2 separate regions of the Homo sapiens genome follow, and region 2 is linked to region 1. The links are chromatin contacts, found by Hi-C or POLR2A ChIA-PET in ENCODE. All regions are on one chromosome and are shown on one strand. Each heading gives the region's core, a stretch centred on a gene start or an enhancer-like site at or near the end of the contact. The rest is flanking DNA. Distances are from core to core; before and after follow the strand shown. Region 1 has its middle 87 kb from the start of MIR3122. Region 2 overlaps LINC02608 (long intergenic non-protein coding RNA 2608).

What was found. Hi-C counts contacts between places; a loop is a spot of excess contacts on that map. ChIA-PET counts read pairs that join two places held with the same protein, here RNA polymerase II (POLR2A). Pooled maps may share reads with other maps.
Region 2: a map of natural killer cell shows a loop between it and region 1 (1.9-fold over the local background). The contact joins two enhancer-like sites. A Hi-C loop is called at or near these places in 9 of 168 maps with a recorded cell type or tissue (MCF 10A, endothelial cell of umbilical vein, gastrocnemius medialis and 5 more) and 11 of 50 pooled maps. POLR2A ChIA-PET finds 5 or more read pairs at or near these places in 7 of 52 experiments (H1, MCF 10A, T-cell and 4 more).

Annotation. Positions count from the first base shown.
Region 1 is chr1:212,161,211-212,168,060 of GRCh38, reverse strand. No RefSeq gene overlaps it. Among named protein-coding and RNA genes, the nearest start is that of MIR3122, 87 kb to the right of the region's middle. RefSeq lists an enhancer at 6,719-6,828. Within about 2 kb of position 5,325, at least 7 of the 41 ENCODE cell types and tissues checked have a DNase peak (open chromatin) inside an H3K27ac peak, as active enhancers do.
Region 2 is chr1:212,252,156-212,258,883 of GRCh38, reverse strand. All of the region lies in intron 1 of LINC02608 (long intergenic non-protein coding RNA 2608), which reads left to right. Among named protein-coding and RNA genes, the nearest start is that of LINC02608, 30 kb to the left of the region's middle. RefSeq lists enhancers at 2,413-2,592, 2,206-2,707 and a silencer at 5,780-6,026. Within about 2 kb of position 2,828, at least 9 of the 41 ENCODE cell types and tissues checked have a DNase peak (open chromatin) inside an H3K27ac peak, as active enhancers do.

The sequences.
Region 1 (6,850 bases), core at 4,076-6,575:
TTGACAACACCTGATTTTTGGAAGGGACCCATTTAAGCCATAGAATTGGGCAATAGCTACAGGGTATAGGATTAATGTTTCATGTGCTCATGATGAGACTTCCTATTCACAGTTTTTGGGAAAGATCCTGAAAGGAGTCGAGGGTGACAACTGATGTAATGATTTTTTTTTTTTTTTTTTTTTTTTTTTTGAGACAGTGTCTTGCTCTGTCGCCCAGGTTGGAGTGCAGTGGCGCGATCTCGTCTTACTGCAAGCTCCACCTCCCGGGTTCACGCCATTCTCCTGCCTCAGCCTCCTGAGTAGCTGGGACTACAGGCGCCCGCCACCACGCCCGACTAATTTTTTGTATTTTTAGTAGAGACGAGGTTTCACCGTGTTAGCCAGGATGGTCTCCATCTCCTGAACTTGTGATCCGCCCGTGTCGCCCTTCCAAAGTGCTGGGATTACAGGCGTGAGCCACTGCACCCGGCAGTAATGATGTTTTTGTGAGGAAAAAGGAAAGCATGAATGTGGTGTGGGGAATTAGTCTTTAATAGGACATCTCTTCCTGTGACTGGGGAAGAAAGAATTTGTGAGTAGGTATAAATACAATAATTTGTAGGTGCAGAAACAGGAGGTTGAGGAAGTTCATGACTGATAGCCTTGATGTTAATCACTGAAGCCAGCAAGGCTGTCCACTGAGAGGCGGGAGTCTGAATATCCACAGAGGGATGAAGGAGGAAACTGACACACAGCTGCATTGCCAAACAGCGCTGACAGCCTGGTGCTGCCTGGAGACGTGACTCTGCTACGGCCCTGACCTAGGTCACCCCCAGTGCAGCAGATGCAGCCATGGTTCTGTCATACCGTTCTCGCGTGCTTGTGGCTTGCTCTAGATCCTTAATTGGGTTGCTTCCCATGGGAATTCCACTCCTTCTCCCTCTCACATACAGAAATCCTACTCAGTCTGCAAGGCTAGCTCAGGTTTGTTTATTCAACTATTCAGATATTAATTCATCCAGTTTCCAGCTGGTCTTTCAGAACCCCATGGCTTCTGGGTTCAGGAACTTGCAAAAGCTCCATCTCTGTCTTTTCTCTTTGATACCTGTGCTATCTGATCATGAAAGAGTCGTTTCAGGACAGAGGGCTTGCCTTGAAGTCTGACTTCCTGATGATTTTTGATTGGGGGCCAGTATTATATTCAGTCTGTGTGTGAGTGTACATGTGCTTCCTTTACTTCTGCTATTAGGGGTTTAATTTACTGGAGGGGAAGCACCTGTAATCCCTGTTTGGAAAAATGTCTGCTTAATGGCAATTCTCCCGGATGTGACCCACTTGATAATAAAAGTTCCAGTGGAATTGGGTCTCTCTGTAGCCCAGTTCATGTGAAGATATAATCAGGGATTTGGCCAGCTATTTGGAAGTGGCTGTGTCCTCCAGATAGCTTCATCCTAACCATACCTATTCTTCGATTTTATCAAGATCTCCAGCACTTCCACTCCTCCATTTTCTACCAACTCGGTGCATCTCCTGGCACATTTTTCTTGTACAACCCGCCTGAAACCCATGGCATATTTTCTGGCATTCTCGGTATCCAAGCTCCCTCATCTTCCTGTCACATCTGGTTTACAGATTATCAGCTGTGATTAATCCTGACATTCCTCCTGCTTCTTCACCAAGGCTACTGGGCCCTTCATCAGGGTCTAGGCTTTGGCTCCAGCATGGCCAGCAGCAATTAGTGAGGGAAGAATTTAGTCCTGATGTCACTGGTGGGAATCAGTGGGGCAGCAGAACCAAGGACTGGCTCCAGAGTGGCCAGAATACTGGTTACATCCAGGAAGATTGGGCAAATATATAAATGTACAGAGGATAATGAAAGCTGATTCTCTCACTGTGAATGAAGAGAGTTACAAATATGGAAAGGGTCCTGCTGAGGAGCACCAAAGGAAATAAAAGTTAAAATTAAAAAGACAAAAATGGAAAGGGGAAGGCTAAAATAAACCCTGTGATGTTGGATTGGAATTGGAGGCATTGGTGAGGGCTCATGGTTTTTAGTAGATAGTTATAGAAACAGATACAGGTGTGCATGTGTACATATATGTGAGTATATACATATGTACATTTCCCAGCTCTGTCCACTGAGAGGACAGGGGCCTAGAAGTAATGAATGATACTGTAGTAGCAATGAGCACTACACTAGTACCTAGATCCTGCTTTGTGAATATCACTTTTCACAAAAAGAATCAAGTCTCCTTGGAGAAATGGCTGATTTCAGGGGAAGGGCAGAGAAGTATAAAATGAGCATGGAACCTGCTACCAGAAGTAACAAAGTCCTCAAAGAATGATGGGGGACATATCAAAAAGACACAAGAAGTAACTTAAAGGGATTCCCAATGGCTCAATCTGGGATGATTTGAAGACTAAAAAAATAATAATAATAACAGTAATAGATCGTATCACTGAATAAAATAGGAATCCGTGAGTCTATACAATTGAATTTTAACCAAAAGTTAACAATAATTTGTGGAGTTTATAATATATGTAGAAATAATAAAAGGCATTATAGCAATAGAAAAAAGACCAGAAGGGGAATAAATATAAGTATGTTGTTTTATGTTTCTTACCTTATACATGAAGTGGTATAATCTTACTTCAAGATATGCCTGTGGTAAGTGATGGATGCATATTATAACTTCCAAAGCAACCACTAAAACAAACAAACAAAAACCACGTGAACTAGCTCAAGAGTCAATAGAGGAGATAAAATGAAACCCTGAACATTTTCTTCTTGCTTTATACAAAAGAAAGCAGGAAAAGAGGCAAGAGGAACAGAGAACAGATAGGCTAAATTGAAAATAAATAGCACGATAGTGGACATCAACTGTGTCAATAATTACATTAAATATAAATGGTCTTAACACTATAATTAAAAGGCAGAGTGGATAAATAGGATGGTCTAGGAAAGCCTCGCTATGAAGGTGACAATTTAAAAAATACTGTAAGAAGAAGGATCAAGGATGCAGATAATAACTAGAACAAGAGTGTTCTAGACAGGTAAACACATACAAGATCCTGAGGTGGGTGTGTTCCTGGTATGACAGAAGAACAATGAGTAGGCCAGTGTGGTAGAGCTAAGTGAGCGAAAAGGAGGTGAGGTCAGACAGCTAATGGGGTAATAGATTAAACAGGACCTTGAAGGCCATTGTAAGAACTCTGGATTATACTCTGAATGAAATGGGAATCCATTTTTTATGGTTTTGATCCAATAAATGACATAATCTAATTTGCATTTTTAATCTTTATTGCAATACAATTTTTTTGAGACAGGGTCTTGCTCTGTTGCCCAGGCTGGAGTGCAGTGGCACAATCATATCTCACTGCAGCCTTGACCTCCTAGGCTCAAGCAATTCTCCCACCTCAGCCCCCTAAGTAGCTGGGACTATAGGCACACACCACCACGTCTGGCTAATTTTTTATTTTTTTATTTTTTGTAGAGACAGGGTCTTACTATATTGCCCAGGCTGGCCTCAGACTCCTGGGCTCAAGCGATCTTTCCACCTTGGCTTTCCAAAGTGCTGGGATTATAGGCATGAGCTACCATGGCTGGCCTTGCAATATAATTTGTATATAATAAAATTTGTCAATTTTAAGAGTACCATTTGATGAGTTTTCACAAATGTATGGAGTCATGTAACCACCACCACAATAGCCATATAGTACATTTCCATCACCCTACTCTGGATCCTGTGCTGAGAAAGACTGAAAGATGGAAGCAGAGAGATGAGTTGAAAACGTTACTGTGGTAATCTCGGTGAGAGAGAACCATGGCCTTAGACCAGGTGGCAGCAGTGCAGGTGATGAGAAGTGGTCATAATCTGAATATATTTTGAAAGTAGGAACAACAGGTTTTTCTGAAAGACTGGCTATAAGGTGTAAAATAAGTCGCAAATGACTCCAAGGTTTTTGTCCCAGCATATTGAAAGGATAGAGTTGCCATTAATTGAAACAGGCAAGACTGTGGGAGGAGCAAGTTTGGTGGGAGGAGCAAGTTTGGTGGCAGAAGACGAGTTTGGGGTATTTTCAGTTTAAAATGTCTAACAGATATTCAAGTGTAGGTAGTTTGAAATACAAATAAAATGTCCAACTGATTGGAACAATCTAAGCAGGGGAGAGGTGTGAGTTAGAGAGAGATTTGAGAGATAAACTATTTCAGAAATAAACTATAATGTATCCATCAGGAAAGGATAGCACTCTCAGGGTGTTTGGTGGTGGATACAGACTATTTCAACAAGGGAGCTAATTAGCAGACACTGTCCAGAAGAGAGGCTTCCTGGACTCTCAGTGACTGAAACATTCAGAAATATTCCTAGACTATATATTGGTAAGTTATTATGTCCTCGGAGATTTGTAGGAATATCCCTCAGAACACAAGAAGTTCTGATTCTTGAATAGGCCTTTTCCAAGTTGATTGTTCCACATTTTACACAAGCCCCTTGTGGAAAAGGTGCCCAGTTTATGGTGATAATGATTACAGAGTCGTAGAGTTAGAGCTTGGAAGATATCTTAAAGGTTCTCTTGGTCCAACCTCACACCTATGGCATGGCTGATAGATAATTAGAGTCACATCCAATGGAAATGATCTCACATCTCCCAGGCAGACTCTTCTCCTGATGGTCAACTCCATTAGAAAGTTCTTTCATGTCGGGCATAGTGGCTCATGCCTGTAATCCCAGCACTTTGGGAGGCTGAGGCGGGTGAATCACCCAAGGCTAGGAGTTCAAGACCAGCCTGGCCAACATGGTGAAACCCTGTAAAAAATACAAAAATTAGCTGGGTGTCGTGGAGCACGCCTGTAATCCCAGCTACTTGGGAGGCTGAGGCAGGAGAATTGCTTGAACCTGGAAGGATGAGGTTGCAGTGAGCTGAGATTGTGCCACTGCACTCCAGCCTGGGTAAAAGAGGGCAACTCTGTCTCAAAAAAAAAAAAAAAAAAAAGTTCTTTCTTGCGTGAAGCACACATATGCCTCACTGTCGTTACATTTTTTTCTGCGTCTCAGAGACCCCGATGAATGCCTTACTACATTTAGCAAATGAGACTCAAAGTGCAAGAGCTTCAATGTGACCATAAGTTTCACCTTCACGGGGCCTGTCAAATGGTTTAGGTTTCAAAACTTAAGCCCTTGGCCTTCACTAAAACTTCCCAGTATCTTCTGTCAAGAGGCTTCCTGGACTTTTGAAGAGAAAGTAAACTAAATGGGTGTTTGTTTCTCATCAGTGAAAGCAACGTGCTTGCAGAGGCCAGCTGGTCTATTTTTGTCTGTGGGTGGTGGATGGTTGCCAGGATTGAGCAGAGGTGTTTTCCTGTGGTAAAGACCAGAGATGGGGGTTGGTGGAGATGGTTCTTGATGCAGGAGAAGGAAGATTCGTGAACAGGATTCAGAACCTGGGAGCCTGTTGAGGAGGTCCTAGGGCTACCTTCAAGCTCAGACCCCTCATTCGCCGCCTCACTTGCATCCTTTTTCAATGTGTGCTCAGGGACTGCTAAGAGACTCATTCCTCCCCTAACAGGCAATAGCTATGAGGCTTTTAGTTGGGCCAGGTCTTGCAGGACACTCATCCTTCTGTATGATGGTCTCATTGCTGGTATCCTGGGTCCAAGTGTCCCCTACTCATCCTCACTAACAGGGCTCTGGCACTGCTTGTTTAGATGCAAATGTCTGGGGTGGGAGGACGTAACCACCTATAGTGGCACAAAATGCCCAGGAGTCAAGTTAATCCTAAGGATTTGGGGACTAACTCAGATGCAAAGCCTGAGAAACACCTGTCCACAGGCCCAAAGAATGTCTAGGGTTTTAGAGCCATGGATTTGAGACCCAGTAGAGCTGGGACTAAATGAAAGCAGTTTGGGAATAAGCCAATGTAGGGTCCTGGGTTATTTTAGCATCTGCACTTTCTTTAAGGGCCCACGTGTATGTGGGATATTCACAAGTGTGAATTCAGGGTGGTTTTTTTTTTAAATTGGGATTTTTAAATATAGATTTTAAAAATATAGATAAAAATATGGATTTCTGGGCCTTGTCCTTAGAAATTCTGATTCAGTGAGTCTGAGGGGGACTCAGAAAGCTGTCTTTTGAAAACTTTCCCAGTTTACTCCGATGTGTGTTTGGGAATCATCAGCTTAACGAATTAGAGGTGGGGCAGACACTTGTCTGTCAACATCCAAATTTCCTGTCCTCAGCCTTGGTGGTGCGCTTGCCTTCATATTTCTTTTGCCTACCTGGATGACTCCTGCGACTTGATTACCTCCCTGCCCAGTCTTAGCAAAAGTGAGCTAATGTGTAAAGAGTGCTTAGCATAGGGCCGGTACTTAGTAATCACTCAATAAAAGGAGGTTGTTATTCTTATTATCTGTGGTTAAAATGATATGACATGCCTGAGCTGTATGACTCATTGGACCAGGCAGTAATATCCCTTGAACACAGTGGAATTAGGTCAACCTCCTACCACCACTAATCCTGGCATCTCTCCTCCCCCAGTGAGCTTCCTATTTGGCCCTGTTGGGTTCTCACTTGGTGCCAGTCTGACTTTCTTGGGTTTGCTTTCTATTCTTTTGGCAGGACCCAGAGCAGGTACAATTCCCTTTGTGTTTGTTTAGAAACTGCTCTTCAGTGGTTGAGAGGAGTTGGGCCTCCCAGTCACAGTGTTTTGGTGGTTTGTTTCCATTTCTCCTTTGTGGTTGTGTTTATGACTGTGGTACAACTACTTGGAACTGAAATGTAGTTTCTTTGGAGACAGGGGTATTCTGTAGACACGGTGAAATTCCTTGGACTTGGAGGGTCTCCAGAATGCAATACAATATCTCTAACTGGCT
Region 2 (6,728 bases), core at 1,579-4,078, 93 kb before region 1:
GGTCCTGTGTCTACACACAGACTCACATTATTCTCTCCATCTAGACTTGGAATCTTCAGCTCCAAGCTCCATGCTCTCCCTCTTTCCTCTTTTGGAAATTTGTTTTTCCTTCTTTCTTTTTCTTTCTTTTTTTGAGATGGAGTTTCGCTCTTGTTGCCCAGGCTGCACTGCAATGGCACAATCTCGGCTCACCGCAACCTCCGCCTCCTGAGTTCAAGCGATTTTCCTGCCTCAGCCTCCTGAGTAGCTGGGATTACAGGCATGTGCCACCACGCCTGGCTAATTTTGTATTTTTAGTAGAGGTGGGGTTTCTCCATGTTGGTCAGGCTGGTCTCGAACTCCCGACTTCAGTTGGTCCACCCGCCTCGGCCTCCCAAAGTGCTGGGATTACAGGCGTGAGCCACCGCGCCCAGCCAGATATTTGTTTCTTGTTTAAATCCACTTGGTTCTTTTCGCTTTGTCTCTCTGCCCTCCCACCATTACGTACACAATGTTTTGGTTGCATGTTTCTGTCTGTTTTTGCATGCATGCATGTGTGCTCTGTCTCCTCCAAAGTTCAGGCCAAAGTTCACAGACGGCCATGGCTCTCCACCAAGCCCACTGCAGTGCTGTGTACACAGTGGAGGTTGCCTCCTTCATTGGCCCAGAGCCTGTTTGGGATCATTCACAATCCCTACAGTCTGCAGCCATCTCTACAAGAGGCCAGTTTGTATAGCTTTTCCTCATAGTATTCATTTCCACAGTGTTCTGTGTCCTGTACTGGATCTGTGCTGAGTTACTGAACATTAAGATTTTGCTTTTGTCTCAGAGACACCTGATGAGAACGTTGTGTGTCGTGACCTCAACCAGCTCAAAACAATTAAAATGTGATATCTCAACTGGATTGGAACACTTCTACCATTTCCCAGTAATACCTTTTGGGAGAGAAGGAGTAAATTTGGAGCTTGTCCTTTCAGGGATTGGGATTCACTGAGATACCAGGTCTCTTCTATTGCAAATAGAAAACAGTTTTTATATAAGGGTTGTAACTCTTGCCCATCCATCTGCAGAGTACATGCTTTTATGGGTTATTTATTTAAAAAAATTAAAGAGTTGTGTTAAACCATTTTTTTGTTGTTGTTGTTTTGAGACAGGGTCTTGTTCTGTCACCCAGGCTGGAGTGCAGTGGCACAATCTTGGCTCACTGCAGCCTCGACCTCCTAGGCGCAAGTGATCTTCCTACCTCGGTCTCCTGAGTAGCTGGGACTATAGGTGCACACCACCATCCCCAGCTAATTGTTTTTAAAAGTATTTTTTGCAGAGATGGAGTCTCACTATGTTGCCCAGGCTGGTCTCAAACTCCTGGGCTCATGCATTCCCCCTATCTCAGCCTCCCAAAGGCTGGGATTGCAGGCATGAGCCACCACGCCCGGCCTAAACCATTTTTATTCTCATCCAATGGTCTGAAGTTGAGAACCGTTGGTCAAAGTTAGGAGTGCTGCCTGTGACACTGGAGTGGATGGAAGTTCACTGGCCCACAAAGGAATCAGATTCGTGACCTTGGCCCTATTACCACTAAACCAACTAGGATATTAGCCCAGAGGCCTGGCAAAGATAGAGCTTGGCCACAACTCCCTTGAGAAAGAGCAGGCTACTCTGCAGATGACCATTTCTAGATCCCCATGGTTTCTGGGCAGTCTGACCCCAGATCCCCAGTGACCAGCTTCCCCTCACCCCAGATGGCTTCCTGTTTGAATGGTCTTCCTACTTCATTAGGTGGGAATAAGTCAAGATAAATGCCACTCAAGCCTATGTCAAGATGGTTAAGAGGAGGGGGCTGGGAACTAGGCACATCTGAATCTGCATCCCAGTGCTGCCGCTTGGTGCTACCTGGTCTTGGGCAAGTTGCTTAACCTCTCTAAACCTTATTTCCTCATGTTTAAAAAGGGTATTGTGATAGCTGCTACTTCATGTGTTTGCGGGGTGATTAAAGGAGAAAAGGCATGTAATGTGTGGAGCACTATGCTTGGAAGACAGTAGGTACTCACTTGGTGGTAGCTCTTCTTCATACATTCATAATATTGTAAATAGTGATAATAAGAAGCCATATTGAAAGTGATTACAACAAGACAGGGCCATGTTGGCCGTGCTCTCAGGACACAACCCCAGTCACTCCTGCCTGCCTTCTCCCAAGGTGACCCAGTTAGACAGTGCCAGCTTTGTTGGGGGCTGCTGAGTGAAGTGAGAATCCTGGCCTGCATCAGGCTGCCTGGGCATGACCCCTGAGCTAGCAGCCATGGGAGGGGAGCAGAAGGGGCAGGGGAGAAAGAGTGTGCTAGTGGGAGGGCTGGGACTTTGAGGAGGAAGTGGGTTTGTGGTAGGGACAGGGTGGGGTAAAGAAGAGGGATGGGCAGAGCTTGAGAGATTTTTAGCAGGAAGGAAGGCAGTTGAGCAAAAAAAGAAAAAAAAAATCCCTTTGTGTCTTATTGGCCTCTTGCTGTCATTTGCTGAAAATGAGGACTCAGATAAACCAATGCAAATCTTCTCGGGTATCACAAAACTCAGGCCTCTCTCTTTTTGTGTCTTTTGTGGGGCATGAGAGAGGTACGGTCTCATCATTGTCCTATCTGCAGCTCCAAAAAAGAAAAAACGGGCTGTGTTTTTCAGATGGTCAGACCATCAGACCAAGATTTAACATGCCTTTTTCAGCCTAAAAGTCTTCTTGCACAACCTGGTGTTATTTCCACAGGCAACTGAAGTAACTCTGCTCTTGAAATCCTGCCCCATGTGACTTTTTCTTGTTTGTTAGCCCAGTAACTAAATAGTCATGACAGGAAGAGAATCCCCCTGTTCTGTGAGGCAGGGACCTGGGAGGTCAGCAGCACCCTGTGGACATCTCCAGGGAGGGCACGTTATATCCTGTGTACTTGGGACAGGGGAAATAGAGCTGGTCCCCACTCTCGGGGGCCTAGCTTAATGCTCCGTGTCGTTCTTCAGCCACACAGTTATCCAACCGAGAGGCAGCTCGGTGTAAACAGAATGACTCTAGAGCCATGCCCCATGGAACACTGGGCAGGTTCTCCTATCACAACAGGAAGCAAAGTCACAGGAGAGCAGGATGTCAAAAGCGAGGTTTCTTCAGCACCTGTGGAGACACCAACTTGTCTCCTCACCCTCCCCCATAGTTCCATCTTGGCTAGACCACTCACTTTCCCAGATTCATTTTCAGACCTTCATCCTCAAACTTCAATCAGGTTTTATATGGGAAAGGGGCCGGGGTGAACGATTTCATCCCAGTGGATCTATTTGATTCTGAGTCTCCTCATCTCACCCCTGAAATAGCCTATTGTTTGGAACAATCTGTTGTTTGAAATATCTCAGCTTGGTTGTTCTGTTTCCACCCATTTTGCACGTTCAAAATCAACCCCTAATCCTCATCTCCCAAATCATCTCAGTTTCCTTATTTCCATTAAACAGGACAGCCATTTATCCCATTGTTCAAGTACTACTTTGCCTCACCCATACTAGCTTCATAAATGGTCACCAGCAGATTCTGCTGATTCTTGATTCATCTGAAATGTCTCTTGTCACTGTCACTTCTGTACAATGCAAGCTTTTATCCCTTCCTCATGCCTGGACCTGGGTAACAGCCCCTTACCAGACCTCTCGGACTCACGCCAGCATTATCCACATTAATCTGCCTGGAACACAGGTTGCATCACTCTCTTTGCACAGAAGCCTCATCACTGGCTTCAGTACAAGGTCCAGCCGGGTGCCCAGCCTGGCATTCCCCACATTCCTCTCCATTCTGGCCACCAACTTCCCCAGGCAATCTCCCACCTCCCCAAAAGATACCCACACTCCTGCCATGCTGTTTTAATACCGCACCCTACCTGGTATGGGAGATGGTAACACAGGAAGGGAGAGAGGGAGGGAGGGAGGAAGGGAGGAAGGAAATGCACACTTCCATCTCCCCCGCAAATCTTTCTGTAGTGGTTCTAGTCTTTGCTACTACACCCTCGTCTGAACTCCACCATCAGTGTCTACGCCATTCATTAAAAAACAGACAAGCTACAGATGATGTGCAAGTGTGTTAAAAAAAAAATAAAAAACAAACAAACCACTTTTATTATAAAAATTTTCAGACTTACATAAAAACCCCTATGACCCCATCAACCAGTTTCAATAGCCATCAAGTTTGCCATACGTATTTAATCTATCCTCCCTTTACCTCCCCACCTTTTTGCTTTTTGGCTGAAGTTTTTTTTCTTTCTCTTTTTTTGAGACAGAGTCTCACTGTACCCCAGGCTGGAGTGCAGTGGCACGATCTTGGCTCACTGCAACCTCTGCCTCCTGGGTCCCAGTTCAAGCAATTCTCCTGCCTCAGCCTCCCGAGTAGCTGGGATTACAGGAATGTGCCACCATGCCCAGCTGATTTTTGTATTTTTAGTAGAGATGGGGTTTCACCATGTTGGCCAGGCTGGTCTTGAACTTGCCTGACCTTGTGATCCACCCGCCTCGGCCTCCCAAAATGCTGAGATTACAGGCGTGAGCCACCGCGCCCAGCCTGCTGAAGCATTTTAAAGCAAATTATAGGTGTTATGTCAACTTACTCCCAAATACTTTAGCATGCATCTTAGAAAGGGTATTTTCTTCTATCACCACAATGCCAAAAATTGATAATTCCTTCTTATCTACAGTCTATATTGAAGTTTCCCAAATTGTTCTTTTTAAAAGTTCATTTTCAGAACCAGGTGCGGTGGCTCATGCCTGTAATCCCAGCACTTTGGGAAGCCAAGGCAGGCAGATCACCTGAGGTCAGGAGCTCCAGACCAGCCTGGCCAACATGGCAAAACCCTGTCTCTACTAAAAATACAAAAATTAGCCGGGTATGGTGGCAGGCGCCTGTAATCCCGGGCATGGTGGCTCACACCTGTAATCTCAGCACTTTGGGAGGATTGTACTTGGTTATGTCTGTGAGGTCTCTTTTCAATCTTTTTTTTTTTTTTTTTTGAGATGATTTCGTTCTGTCACCCAGGCTGGAGTGCAGTGGCACAATCACTGCTCACTGCAACCTGAACCTCCCAGGCTCAAGCGATCCTCCCACCTCAGCCTCCTGAGTAGCTGGACTACAGACATGCACCACCATGCCTGGCTAATTTTTGTATTTTTTGTAGATATGGTTTTTTTTGTTTTTTTTTTTTTTGAGATGATTTCGTTCTGTCACCCAGGCTGGAGTGCAGTGGCGTGATCTCGGCTCACTGCAGCCTCCGCCTCCCAGGCTCAAGCAATTCTCCTGCCTCAGCCTCCAGAGTGGCTGGGATTACAGGTGCACACCACCTAGCCCAGCTAATTTTTATATTTTTAGTAGAAACAGGGTTTCTCTATGTTGGCCAGGCTGGTCTTGAACTTCTGACCTGAAGTGATCCACCTGCCTCGGCCTCCCAAAGTGCTGGGATTACAGGCCTGAGCCACCGTGTCTGTCCCAGGATTTTGCTATGTTGCCCAGGCTGGCCTCTAAGTCTTGTCCTCAAGCAGTCCTCCTGCCTCAGTCTCCCAAAGTGCTGGGATTACAGGTGTGAACCACCACACCCAGCCCTTTAACTCCTTTTAAGCTAGAGTAGTCTCTCCTCTACTTTTCCCCTCAAGTTAATAGGCCTGTAGAATGTCCTACATTCTGGATCTGCCCTGTGGTATCATTTATAGCCTACTCATTACAATCCTAATACCTTGTCTTGATCTTTTTTTTTTTTTTTTTTTTGAGACAGAGTCTGATTCTGTTACTGAGGCTGGAGTACAGTGGTGGGATCTCAGCTCACTGCAACCTCCACCTCCCAGGTTCCTGCCTCAGCCTCCTGAGTAGCTAGGATTACAGGTGTGTGCCACCACGCTTGGCTAATTTTTGTATTTTTAGTAGAGGCAGGGTTTCACCACGTTGGCCAGGCTGGTCTTGAACTCCTGACCTCAGGTAATCCTCCCACCTCAGCCTCCCAAAGTGTTGAGATTACAGGCATGAGATACTGTGCCCAGCCTTGATCTATCTTTGATCTAACTCTTGTATATGTAATTATAGAGTCCCAAAGAAAAAGTCTCGTGTGTGAGTATGTGCAAATGAATGTGTGTGTGTGCGTGTGTGTGTGTGTGTGTGTGTTTGGCTTCAACGTTACAGTTTTCCACATACTACATCCTCAATAAACACCTGCTGAACAACATTTATTAAGTCTACTACCTGAAGAATTGTGTACTAGGGAGAGATACAGAGAAAAAAGGAGACAGATTCCTAACCTTGGTGTTTCTAGTCCTGTTTATACAGGACAGTGGTTCTCAAACTTGAGAAGGCTTATTAAAAACACAGACTGCTGGGTCCTACCCCCAGAGCTCCTGATTCAGTAGGCCTGGGATGAGTCCTGAGAATCTGCATTTCTAATAAGTTTCCCAGATGCTGCTGCTGGCCCAGGGGTCAATCTTTGAGAACCATTACTATCAGACATGAGCTTCAAAAAGTCTCCCACAGCCTCTGGTGCCCAGGCCACTTACAGAGTACTGATTCCCTAGGCTGCCACTTCTGAAGTCTCTCTGAACTCAGTGAGTGGCCTGATTGTCCAAACTTTCTGGTAGGAAGGAGCTACTTTGAAGATATGTCCTCCTGGTGGAGAGGAGTAAGATGATGGTGCTGACAGTAGGGTCCAAAAGTGGCTTCCTGATACAGATGAAAAGGGTCATCTAGGTTCTTTGAGTACCAAAAAGCC